Linked DNA regions of Homo sapiens: region 1 is linked to region 2. The links are chromatin contacts, found by Hi-C or POLR2A ChIA-PET in ENCODE. All regions are on one chromosome and are shown on one strand. The core of a region is the stretch at or near the end of the contact, and the rest is flanking DNA. Distances in the headings are between cores, read along the strand shown.

Region 1 (6,030 bases), core at 1,415-3,914, 190 kb after region 2:
AGGCAAGAGAATGGCGTGAACCCAGGAGGCAGAGCTTGCAGTGAGCCGAGATTGTGCCACCACACACCAGCCTGGGTGACAGAGCAAGATTCCTTCTCAAAAAAAAAAAAAAGAAGAAAAGTATTTTCATTTCCTCCTCAAGGAGGTCATGGGGTTTGGTATAAGGAATCTATGCTTAGATGTAGCAACCAAGAAATTTTGGAATTGAACTCTTTGACGTCTTCTCTCAGTAGCTGTCAGGAACTACTAGTCTGTGTGGTAATAAACAGAACTGGATCACAAATGACTGATTTATTCTCTGCAAAATGCATCCCTCCCTCTGCTGTTCATCTCCCAAAAATAAAACCACCTACAGGATAAAATGAGCAACCCCCAGAGCAAGCAGTGTCACAGAATTCCTTATTAAAATATGTCTGGCATGAGAGTCTACCAGGAAATGCCTTCCAATAGAGGATTAATACCAGGAAACTTGGTGTGGTCTTGTGATACTGGCACGCAATGCCGCCACCTCCACCACTGGAGCAAAGATGAACAGCTGGGAAGACTTCTACTTCTGAATAATCTGGGCAAACCTAAAATCATACTCTACTGGGCTTTGGCTTTTAAACAAAGCAAATGGTAGAAACCTTGCATTCCTTAATCAAGTTGCATTTAAACATCTACACTTAGGTAATAATATAAACGTTTTGCTAGAGGCTTCTTGTCTGCTCATGGCGGATGTGGACTTGACGGTATCTTTCTCAGCTCTTTTATCACGCAGACCTCATTCTGGCCTTGAGCATGCTCTTTGATCCTTTTGTGAGTTCATCAAGGCCAAGCAGAGCTGTGGTAAGTCAGACCCAGGGCCGCTTAAGGAAAGGAACCTCCCTACGCATTTGTATATTCACAGCGCCTAGAACATCTGACACTTAGTGGGTATTCCAAGTTTTGCTGAATCGGCACATTGTAGGAATTTAATTTAACCTGCTTTTCTTGACTATCTACTAGGTGTACTCCCCAAGGTTGTCTCTCCAAAGTTGAAAGCTAAGGGACAAATTGTCCCCCGCTTCTTTGATAGGCACAGCTGAAAATGTTATAATTCTGGAATGAATTATCAGCATTTAGCTGACATTCAGCATTCAGCATTACCTTTGTGATGCAGGAACTTATAAAAGGTAAAGAAGACCAAATTTCTGCTCCCATGAAATAACTTTCAAATCCAGAGGTCTGGAAGGCCCAGACACTCCAGGTACAGGGCAGGGTGGGGCATCTTAGCAGGTACCACAGGTCAGGAAAGCAGTGGGGCTGGGACGAGTAGGAAGGTGAGGTGGGAAACTGCAAGGATCAAAGCCAATGGGGCTGGACTGGCTTGTCCTATTCCACTATCAGTCCACTTAAAGGACAGATTTCCAATCCAATCCTATCTCAATGAAGTGCTTTCTTAGGTCTGGTTTGTTTTGTTTGAAAATGATGTGCTTTTAGATAAGCTCTGCCTGATGGCAAAAAAAAAGCCATCTGGGCCTCCTATTTCTCATGTTATTTCCCTCTGCACAGAATATTATGCCGCACGGGTCAAGGTTTCCCAACTTGAATGGGAGAATGGATGTTCATGACATGGGTGTATGGGCAGATGGACAAATGATTGAATGGATCCAGGGAGATAGTCCTTGGAACATCCTTGGTACTCTGAGATTTAAAATGGAAGCCAGGCAGCCACTGTGCTGGCATTTGATTTCTATCTCATCTAGAGCCTGTGAAGGCTTTGGAAAGAGACAAATGCCCTACAAGGAAGCTGAAGGTTCTCAATACTTCCTGTGGTTTAATTCTCTCCACCAACAACTGCCAGCAGAGCTTTATATGACATGCCCCAGGGTTCAGAACTCTCTCTTGGCTCCAGCCTACTATGCCCATCACCATGGGATTCACCATCTTCCAGGTAAAAGCCTGCAATGCTTTGCTACTGTCTTCAGGATGAGAAGCTCAAATTCCTTAGGATGCATTCCAGGACCTGAAAATTCAGTTCTTACATCCTTTTCTGGCATTTTTTCCCATCTAAGGGCAGATATTTTGAGAGAATTTCTTTTGGATCCAGCTTAGAATTACGAAACCCCAGAGAGTACTAAAGTCATTAATTTTTGTGAGTTCACACTTACAAATATATAGCACTTTTTACTTTTTCAAAGATTTTTCAGGGCTATTAGCTCATCTGATTTCTCTGAAATCCTTAGCGGGCTGTAAAGAAGACATCACCCCCATCACCCAGATGAGGAAACTAAGGCACAAAAGGTCAAGGCCCTTGCCTCAGACCACATAGCAAGCAGGTGACAATGCAGGTCCTTTAAGGCCACATGGTTGGGAACAGAGAATTAAATCCATAGCATAAAGAACTGAGTCCTTAAAAAAAAATAATCATGGCCTATATATTTTTCTCCCCTCACAAGGCTAAATCTATGAAATTGGAACAACACAGCAAACAGCTGAGGACTATGGTCACAGCCCACAGACCTTTATGGAAGATTTGGTCTTGGCCCAAAATTTTCAAAAAAGCTAAACGGATCAGCAAAACACAAGTACAAATGCTGGGCCCACGATAACAGGGTGTCTTGTGAAATATTTCCACAGGAAGCAAATACAGGCAATTAACTTGGCTCTAACAATGCGTGTGGTCAAATAAGAAACAAAACCCATTGGAGAGAGGCTGCACCCCACCCCCAGTCCCTGCTTCCAGTGAATCCATAAATCTGGCTGTACTTTCTCTCAGGCTACTGAGCACTAATATTAAAGCATATGACCACTGCAGGGGGTTTATGAGAACCATCATGACCAGCTGAGGAAGCCACCCAGAGCCCCTGAGCCCCATGGGCTGAGGTGTTAACATCCCCATTTAACAGAGAGGCAAACCGAGAAGAGAAAGTTTAAAGAACTTAAATGGATAATTCTAGAAGGAACTCCCAGACTCTTGGCCTTTCTCTAGGGACTAGAACTTCTCCAGGTCTCAGTGCGACCACCAAGCCCTCAGCACTAACAATCCAGGGACAGTGTGGTCTGAGCAGAATCTTGGCCAGCAAGCGAGGACATCTGAGTGCAAGTCCTGGCTGGTCATGGGCTGCTGAGGATTTTAACCTCCTTTTTATACCTGGGAACTTCTGAACTGCACCTACTTTGCTGGGGCAGGCAGCCAGTGCTGTCCAGGAAGGTAAGGCAGTGTGAGTCTCTTGGCACCTGCTGACCTCTGCTCCGCAACACTCAATCCTCATGTAGAAACATTCACAATTCAGATTGCTGTGTTGCCATGGCTGCGTCAAAACCAAGTCTCCTCTAACTTACTCTCCCCCAAAAACTGAAGATCCTTTATGCCCAATCCTCTATCCTGTAGCTTTCTGGATTTCTTGAAGCATTTCAATAATTTTCATGACCATGTGCTAGATTTTATTTAGCACAGGGTCACAAACTACAGTCTGTGATTCAAATCTACAGATACAGACCTGTGATCTAGATCTTTACATCCCATGAGCGAAGAACAGTTTTTATGTTTTTAAGTGGCTGAAAAAAACTAAAAGAAGAATTGTATTTTGTGAAAAATTATATGAAATTGGATTTCACTGTTCATAAATAAACACAGCCATAGGTCCTCATTTATGTTGTTTACATTGCTATGTTGTTGCATTGTAGCTGCTTTTGTATGCAGAATCGAATAGTTGTGACATAGACCACATGACTCACAAAGCCTGCAATGTCTACTATCTGGCTCTTTTTAGGAAAAGTATAGTTTTTTAACTGACCCCTGTTTTAGGTAAAAGGCAGGTTACAGGATCACGCTATTTGCAAAATCGCCCTGTTGTGGAATGAATGTTGTGTCTCCCTAAATTTCATATTGTTGAAGCCCTGATCCTCAGTGTGGTGGTACTTGGAGGTGGGTCTTTTGAGAGGTAATTAGGTTCAAATGAGGTCATGAGAGAGGCCCTTATGACGGGATTAGTGTTCTTATAAGAAGAGGAAGAGAGACCAGAGTTATAAGGACACAGCAAGAAGGCGGCCACCTGCAAGCCAGGAAGTGAGCCCTCACCAGCAACCAAATCTGCTGACACCTTAATTTTGGATTTGTCAGTCTCGAGAACTGTGATAAATTTCTGTAGTTTAAGCCACCCAGTGTGTGCTATTTTGTGGTAGCAGCCTGAGCAGACCTTACACGTAGCTACACACATAAATCAAGGAAGAAAATACACCAAAATAGGGGTTATCTCTGGGTGCTAAGGTTATGTGAAATTATTTAAAAATTTTTACCAAATACATTAAACACTACGGCTTAAAAAGAGAATATTAGTGACATTAGAAAAATAAGATGGTAGTATTTACTCTGTCTTATTGTGGGCCAGACATCGTTAGTGGTTGACATGCTTCCTTTCACCTGGTCCCCATTCCACCCCTATGTGTAGGCTCCATTGTATCCCTGTTCTACAGATGAGGAAAGGAAGACTCAGGGAATTTAAGCAACTTGTCCAAGGTCACTCTGCTAGAAAGGAACACTTTGTATATTTATGGTGGAAATACACTTCAGAAGCAATAGGAAATTGGTCTGAAAATAGGGATTGGCTTAGGAAGAGTGTTTTATTTGAATTCATGGGAGACTAATCCTAGCAGATAATGAAGAAGATGGGGATGCTTAAGACATCCTCATGTCTAGTCTAGATTGCTGTAGAAATTAGATAGAATGTATTTAGAAGTACTTGGAAAATGGTAGAGCACTGTAGGTTGGATATTGAGATACTTGTCAATATGTAACCTTCGTTAGGCTGACTTCCCCACTTCTTCCATCAAAACTTTCTTGAAGTAGAGACAACATAAATGTCCAAGAAGAGAGGACTGGTTGACTAAACTATGGTGCCTCCACACAACGGAATACTATGCAACAATTAAAGAACCAGGCGATAATCATACTGTTGCTGTATTTTTAGCATTGTGGTTTAGAGACTGCTCTGTGTAGTATAAAGCAAATGAGTAATTATGCTATCATCCAGTGCCCTTGAAAGTCAGGATTGTCAGCATAGAGAAAAGAGGCACAGGTGTAAGAAACAAGCGGTTAAATAAAATCCCCTGTAGGTCAGAATTTGAATTAAAAGTATCAGTATGAACTCAGGATGTATTTTTATTATAAACAGCAACACATTTCCTAGCTCTGTCGACTGAAAAGGGCTGGAAATGATAAACAATCCAGGAACAATGAAACACTCTAAGTGCCTAGATTTTAGTCTCTAAATACCATTTCTCACTAAGAGGAATCAGGGATCCTTGGAGAAACAGCTTATTCTGGGTAAGGGCAAAGACTGGAATATCTTAGCTTCCCTGCTATTTGGATGATGTCAAAGATCACTCTTAGGGCTGTGTCAGAAAGAGCCAACTGGCCAGAGATGGCCCAATCCAAGCATCAATAAAAGTAATCAGCAAAATGGATTAAAACATAGCATATATGTTTAAACTCATGAGTTTACAAAGATAGTAAAACCAAAATAGACCCTAATGTTTACCATAGGAAGATAATAGCAAACCACTCATTTTGAAAACTGGCAAATGAAGGGAGAGAATCAAATATTTATCCTGCTTTTCTTATGTGAATTGTACTGCTAGTTAATACCATAGTGGTGGAGGGAAGTTTCTCTTTATGAAAGTATTCCAGCTAATAAGTGAAGAAAGAATAAAATTAGTACGTTGTTGTTTTGTAACCTCTAATTAACTAATGGATATAAGCGATAGACATCAATATCTGCAAAAAGGTCAAAAAGAGAGGTGGCTAGACATGTGCCTTCTGATAGGAGAGCACCACACAATCCATGAAGTGGTTTTGTCCATAAAAATCAAACCTAAATCTGATTAAATATCTTATAAAACGAATTTATAGGAAAGAGAGATGATAGAAGAACATGCTAAATAGCACCACAGGGCTGCAATCAGAAAAATCCAGAGCTTGGAACTCTTTACAGGACAAAGGATCTAAATCCTTCATCAAATAAATTGCAAGGGGATGTGAGGAAGGGAGGGAGATAAAGGATATTG
Region 2 (6,852 bases), core at 1,734-4,233:
TTACAAGAAAAATAAAACAAATTTTAAACTAGAGAATACACACACAGTGACAGCATCGTCACGTGTCATGTCGCCTCTGGAAGACTCCACTGGATGCCTGTGAGAGCGTGAGAGTGAACAAGGCAGATCACGTTTTAGGACTCCTATGAAAATAGTTCAGACACTGCAGAGTCCCTGAAAGGACACTCAGGGATCCCCCAGGATTCCTGGGCCACACTGTTTGAGAACAACTGGTATAGAAGATCTAGCTCTCTGCTTGGGACCGAGTCTGTCCTAGTCAAGGGTCTTTCAGCTTCAATAAAAATGGGAAGGATTTGAAAAGCTGCCAGGCCACTGCCCCAAATTTGAGCAACCTTTGAAGATCCAAACCACAGGAAGAGCAGGAACATGGCAGGGACTTAGCATTGGGAAACAGGAACCCAGGTGGTTTCTGGCCTCTACTTCTCCCTCCTTCATTCTTCCTGCTTCCATGTGTACATGGCCCCATAAGGCTCCTGAATGTATGGGCCCTCAGTTCAAGTGGCCTATACTAGCTAGGGTCACTGTTTTCTAATTCCAAACCCCTTGGAGGTAGGATCTGATTGGCCCAGCTTGAATCAGGTGACTACTCCCGAGCCAGCCAATCAACTGTGGCCAGTGGGACAGGGCCATGTGGTACACTCATGGCTGCCATGGCCCAGCAGTGTGGGAATACTGGTAGAGAGGAATGAAGTAGGGTGGGCAGTTCTTGGGGAAGAAGGATTGGCTTCCTTTGGCTGGTCACCTTCAAAGCTTTCTATAACAGAGCCTGGAGACCTAGGTCCTGCTCCTTCTGCTGGCCCTGGGACTGTGGACAGGTGAGAACCTGCTTCATCAAGGGCCAGCTAGGAATCATAACACTGCTTGGTCTAACTCATAGGGTTATTGTAGGAATTAACTGAGTTACTATATGCAAAAGAGCTTTGCACGCTATGTGCTAAGTGTTAGGGGGTCATAATAAAGTATAGAATGCCATTTTTGCCCTCAAGGACCTTCGAATCAAACTGGGAAGAAGATGCTAATACCCATGATACCATTAGAAACAGCAGGCACCTGACTGTGCACTAACCAAAGGCAACAGGAGTTCAGAGGAGAGAGATCAGCCTAGGCAAGGAGGGGGGAAATGATGTGTTGAGTGCTTCCTGTGGACTTAGTGCTGTCCCCTGTGGTTTCACACACTCTCAGCTCAAACTCTCTCAACAGCTCTGCTATATAGGTGTTGGTGTGCTCATTTTACAGTTGAGAAAACTAAAAGTTAGAGAAGTAACTTGCCCAAGACACATAGCTGGTGTTTCAACCTGTGTCTATCTGACTTTAAGCGGATGCTCTTTTCACTCCTTAGTGTGGCAAGAGGAAGATTCTTGGAGGAGTGGAGGTTAGCAAGGGCAAAGCCTGGATCAGATGTGCATGGGCAGAGGAGAGCACAATCATGGGGTGAACCCGAGGGGATCAGCACTAGGTTGCCACTGGCTGTGTAAGTGGGTTGTAGATGGCAATGAATGAATGAACGTGTGAATGCGTGAACCTATGACCATGGGCTCCTGTCTTTCATCCCTTTGTCTAATGGTCTGAAAGTCCCTTGGGATGGACTAGGGGGGCAGTGTGGAGGTAGATCCCCCGTTAGGGTGGACTAGGGGGGCAATGTGGAGGTAGATCCCCCTTAGTGGGTTCTTTGAACAGCTCAGGGGTCAGTCGATGAGCTCCTGGATTAGGGTGTGCAATGGAAAGGAAATGCAAAGCCTAGATGGCCTTTGGAGGAAGAAGCAATAACATTTGGATACAGAGAATGAAGGAGAAGAACCAGAGATGACTGACTCGCTGCCTGCCTGATTGATTCATCCATTTGGCGAATGTTTATTAAGTGCTTCTTATGTGGCTGGCCCTGTGCCAGGTTCTGAGACTAGTGGGGGCCAAAATAAACATGGTCTCCACCATGTTTGTCTCTCCATGTAGGGGAGACAAAATCAACTTGTAAACCAACACAGGTATAATCTAATGCCAGACAGCGCTCAGTGCCATGATGAAATGGGAGGGGAAAGAAAACAATGGAGAGGGTGTGAGTGGATGTAAGTTGGTCAGGGAGGGCTTCTCTGAGGAGGTGACATTTGAGAAGGCCAAGTAGGATTCTGAGTTTCCAAACCTGAGATCTTCTAAGAGACCCTAAGAGTGCTGCTGCCTCAGGAAGAGTCCCTTGCATGTCCCCTGAAGTGCCCTATAGACACGATCCCCATTTTGCAATTGAGGAAACTGAGGCAAAGCGAGTGTGGCACAGAGTCACTCTGCTGGTCAGCCCTGCTGTAGGAGATGAAAACCTGGCTCCCACAGCACCCTCCCTTTCCTGCTGGCAGCTCCCCCAGAAGCCCTCGTACATCCAGTTCTGCTCGACTCCTCCCCTTCCCCATGGAGGTATTTTTAGTCTCCCAGAGCCCCTTCCCCAGTCTGCTGTTGCCTCGTCATTCTGCTTGACTTGCTTTCACCTGCTCAGAGGCGGCTGTGACAGGGCTGCAGGCTACATGTCAAGCTGTCCCTGGCTTCACAGAGGGGTGTGGAGGGGGAGGGCAGCTGAGGGTGACCACCCTCGGCAGTGCGGGCAGGCAGGAGGCCTGTCAGTGCCCGGGGTGACTGCCAGCACCTACAGATCCTTCTTGGGGTCAACTCTGAGTAATGAGGGCGAGGGGAGGAGGGCTGCTGGCTGTCAGCGCTGCAGGGGTGGGGTGGGGAGGGAGACTGGTGGGAGGGAGGGAGGAAGTGGAATTTGTTTTGGAGAGAGACAAGCTGAGGAGGTGGCAGAGGTGGTAGCTTGGCAGGTGGTGTTGATTGGGAAGTGGGTGTGTTTTCTGAGTGGGTGTGTTGCAGGCCTAGGGTACAGGCCTTTCCACTGTGAAGTCCCCGGTGAGTGTGTACATGGAGTGTGTGTGTGCACAGAGTGTGAGTGTGTGTGTGAGAGTATCCAAGGCCTTTCCACCATCAAGTCCCCATGGCCACTTTTCCAAGCCAGGCCCCAGGGGCTGCCCCATTTCCCCTGCACCCCAGGCTGCTGCCAGGTCTTATTCCTCACCTGCTGCCCCTTCCTCTCTGTCCCCAAAGACCCCGACAGGCCCTTTCCTTGGTTGGGAGTTGACTGCTACTCATTACCAAAGAATGACCTGGAGAGGCGAGGGTGCTATACACGTGACCAGTGTGGGACTTACAAAGGTTTAAAAATAAACCTCGCTGTGTTCTTGTCACCACCGCCCTGGGGCTGCAGAGCTGCCAGCAACCTCTCTGACTGGGCTCTTTGATTCTTGAAGGTAGAGCTCATTCCACCGCCACCCTGGGAGATTCACACAGGGTGGTGGTATCAGAAGTCCAGCCCAGGAGACCATGGGGGTCAAGGTCTTCGTCACTGGCTGAAGGCCCAAGGCAGACCACACAGGGAGGCCTTAGCCAAAGCCCACCCCTACTGAGTAGGCCAAGCATGGGCTGGTGGCGGGAGCTCCCCTGTAGCTACACTCGTGCACTGGGCCTGGATGTCAGGACTGTCTGGCTCTTGCGACACTGCGGGGATGGACACAGAAGCCTAGCCTTGCCCCCGTCAGGCCTTGCTCCTGATACGTGCATCAGCTGGTCTGCTGAGGGGCCTGGGGTTGTCAACCTCAGCTGTGTCAGTGAAGCTAGGAGGCTAAGGAGCAGGAGGAAGCGGCCTCAGTGGCACGGTAGTGTGTGGGAATTTGGTAGAGGAGGGCTTTTCAGTACAGCTGCCCTGAGTAGCCGAACGACCTTGGGCAAGCTACTTAACCTCTCTATGGCTTCAGTCCTTTGGTTTGTAAAATGGGGACCCTAGTAGAAACCACCTCTTGGAGTTGTGAACATTTAATGAGGTGATACAGGTGAGCAACTGAGTGATTTGGGGGCATGTCTCCTGACCTCTCTGGGCCTCAGTTTCCTCCCCTGTAAGATGGGACTGGTGTTGGCACAAAAGTTGGGATGAAGACGGTGTAAGGAGCTCGCAGAGCGCATGCTCCGGAGCTGTAGTGATGACCATGGTAACAAGCATCCTGTACCCCAATGTCTCCCCAGGCTCGCGGCTCTGCAGGGGGCAGGAGGAGGCACGACGCCGCCTCTCAGGAAGACCACGACAAACCTTACGTCTGTGACAGTAAGTATGGGCCGGTCCCACCTTCCTTCCTCCCTGTGCGCCTGCCCCCAGGGCCCCTCTTCCCTGTGCTTCCTTGGCCATCCGCCTGCCAACCTCAGTGTGTGCTCTCCTCTTCCTCTGTCTGCACCCCAGCTTACTCGCCTGCCGCCTCCACCGCAGTCACCACTTCCTTGGGCCTCTGCTGCCCCAGGGGGTTTCTGCAGAGGGGAAGCCAGCTGGGGTGGCCCCCACCCTCAGTTCTGCACCCCCACCTCCTGCCATGCCTCCTGTGTGGCTCTCCTCCGGCTCTCTCTCTCACGCGCTCTGTCTCCTTTAAGATTCATCCTCTATTTCTTTCTGTATTTCAGAGAGTTACAAACAAAAGCATAACTCAAAACCCTCCGACAAAGGTACTTGGCTCGCCATGGCTTTTCATTTGTTTCCCTTTAATTTCCTTTCCCTCTTCCTCTCCTGTCCTAGGTAGGGCAAGTTATGAATCTTTCTATGACGATGACTTACTTTAATAAATGGCCCTCAATCTATCTCCAGCCTTTCTTGCTTGCTTCAGAAACATCTTTTGGACAAGCGACTGCCTGGCTGGCTCCTGAGTTTAGGGCGTGCAGACAGAGCTAGGGAGCCCACGGGAGGGGAGTCGCAGGGAGCCAGGGCAGTGGGTGGACCTCGGGAAACCTGCAGCTTGATGAGGGAGGTGGTCAGCTCCAGACAGCAGAGCACTGGGAGGCAGATTGAAAACCTGTGCCCTAGTCATCTTCTCACTGTACCGGGTACCATTTGCTCATTCTATGGGAGGGCAGCCCTCACCACCACACTCCTAATGATCTTCACTTGCCGTCTTCTCCTCTCTGAGGATGCAGAGCTTCGCCATAGGAGGGAAGAGGCTGCAGCGAGGATGGCAGTGAAACAGTCGAGGCTGGACCCTGGCACGGGTCTCCCTCTGGGTGTCCCACCCATCTCGCCAGGGTCTGCAGTCTCCCTGAAGGCAGGGAGAGAGCTGGCAAGGCGGGGTAGGGGTGGGGCCCAGGGAGCACCCTGGGGGTGGTGTCTTTTGTCTCCCCCTTCACTGGCCTCTTTTGATTTCAAAAAGTTGTTCTGTGTCCAATGGGGTGACAGCTGGTTGGAGAACATTTTGCTAGAAGAACTCAAACTCCATGACTCCCATTTGGCTGCTTAATACTCCATGCAGATGCCATTCCTGAGATGACTCCTGCAGGTAACGTCTCCACCCCAAAGCAGTTCTAGTCCAGGATGAGGAAGGAGCAGGGCATGGGGTCTGATGCCTTTTGGCAGCACCAGGAGGTGCCTGCCTTGGCCTGGGTCTTGCTTCCTACATGGCGTTCAGTTTCACTCTGATACATAGAAGCCCCAGCATGCTGACCCTTGAGAGACTGGCTGTAAGCCATGGGCTGGGAAGGGCCCTCAGACCGTCTTGGGCTTTCTAGCTGTGTTTGGCTTGACCAGCACATCTATCAAGAATGCCAACAACTGCTTTGGAACTGGGGCATTGCTACTATATTCTTCGTTTATTCATTTTTATTTATTTAATTTTTTAAGAGACGCTCTTGCGTTGTCACCCAGGCTGGAGTACAGTGGTGCAATCATAGGATTATAGCTCACTACAGCCTTGACCTCCTGGACTCAAGCCATCCTCCTGCCTCAGCATACGCAGTAGCTAGGACTACAGGCCCATGCCACTATGCTTGGCTAAGTTTTTAAAATTTTCTGTAGAGATGGGGTCTTGCCCAGGCTGGTCTTGAACTCCTGGTTTCAAGTGATCCTCCTGCCTCAGCCTCCCAAAGTGCTGGGATTACAGGTGTGAGCCACTGCACCCAGCCATTTGTTCCTCTTTTAAAATGCTTTATCTTCGTATGTAATTGTCTGCTACTATAGACCGTGGGATCCCTTTTTGCTCTATCTCTGCAGCTTTCATTGGATTCCCAGCCCATCATAATCCCATGGACTCCCAGACACACACACCTGTGTGCCCTTTTCTCTGACTTCATCCCCTCCCAGTTCCTCTCCTCCCACCTTTGCCTCTGACTTCTGCCTCCTTGTGGATCATCTCCATGAAGTGCTGTTTGTGGGCATCCCTCTCTTACTGGGCACCCCTCTTTCTGCAAAGTGCTTGCATCACACACTGTCTCCTGAGTCCCCATGGCTTTGTTTCGGGACTCTCAGTGACGTTTGCTTCTCTCGATGCCCTCCCCGCAGGCTCTCTCCCACCTTCTGTGTGCCCTGTAGTGCCTGGGAGGCCTGACGGCAGGCTTTCTGGAAGTCTCAGCGGCTGCTTTCTTGGCTCTGTCCGCATGCGTGCTGCCTCCTCTCCCTCTCTCGGTGGAGCAGGGGCCACCGTCGATTGCCCTTCTCTGTTCTGGCTCTCTTTGGAAATTGTGTGGCAGCTCGGTGATTAATAGACTTTATTTTTATCTGGTGCCCTTCAGACATGTGATCCTTTGGGATAGAAATGACCTTTGGAGAGGTCACAAGGCCCACCCCCACCACCCCCAAACTGGGCAAGGAGTGCTTTTAATAATCTCTAATGCATCCTAAGTAGAGAGGTGTCTGGCCACCTCCTCGAGCGTCCCTAGGGATGGTGTTACCATAAGCTGCCCTTTCTTCCATGATGCCAGCTGTGCTTCGAATGAGTGTTTTTCCTTAATAGGAGCTGAAGATTTTCTCTCCTACAGGTCCCCTTGTCG

What was found. Hi-C counts contacts between places; a loop is a spot of excess contacts on that map. ChIA-PET counts read pairs that join two places held with the same protein, here RNA polymerase II (POLR2A). Pooled maps may share reads with other maps.
Region 1: a loop to region 2 is called in a map with no recorded cell type, with 2.5 times the contacts of the local background. The contact joins two enhancer-like sites. A Hi-C loop is called at or near these places in 8 of 168 maps with a recorded cell type or tissue (B cell, GM12878, IMR-90 and 5 more), 22 of 37 single-sample maps with no recorded cell type and 20 of 50 pooled maps. POLR2A ChIA-PET finds 5 or more read pairs at or near these places in 4 of 52 experiments (Caco-2, WTC11, activated B cell and 1 more).

Annotation. Positions count from the first base shown.
Region 1 is chr14:72,520,190-72,526,219 of GRCh38, reverse strand. All of the region lies in intron 15 of RGS6 (regulator of G protein signaling 6), which reads right to left. Among named protein-coding and RNA genes, the nearest start is that of MIR7843, 6.4 kb to the right of the region's middle. Within about 2 kb of position 2,664, at least 2 of the 41 ENCODE cell types and tissues checked have a DNase peak (open chromatin) inside an H3K27ac peak, as active enhancers do.
Region 2 is chr14:72,711,727-72,718,578 of GRCh38, reverse strand. It overlaps DPF3 (double PHD fingers 3), which reads left to right. Exons shown (of 11, transcript NM_001280542.3): 6 at 4,078-4,156. Among named protein-coding and RNA genes, the nearest start is that of DPF3, 180 kb to the left of the region's middle. Within about 2 kb of position 2,983, at least 11 of the 41 ENCODE cell types and tissues checked have a DNase peak (open chromatin) inside an H3K27ac peak, as active enhancers do.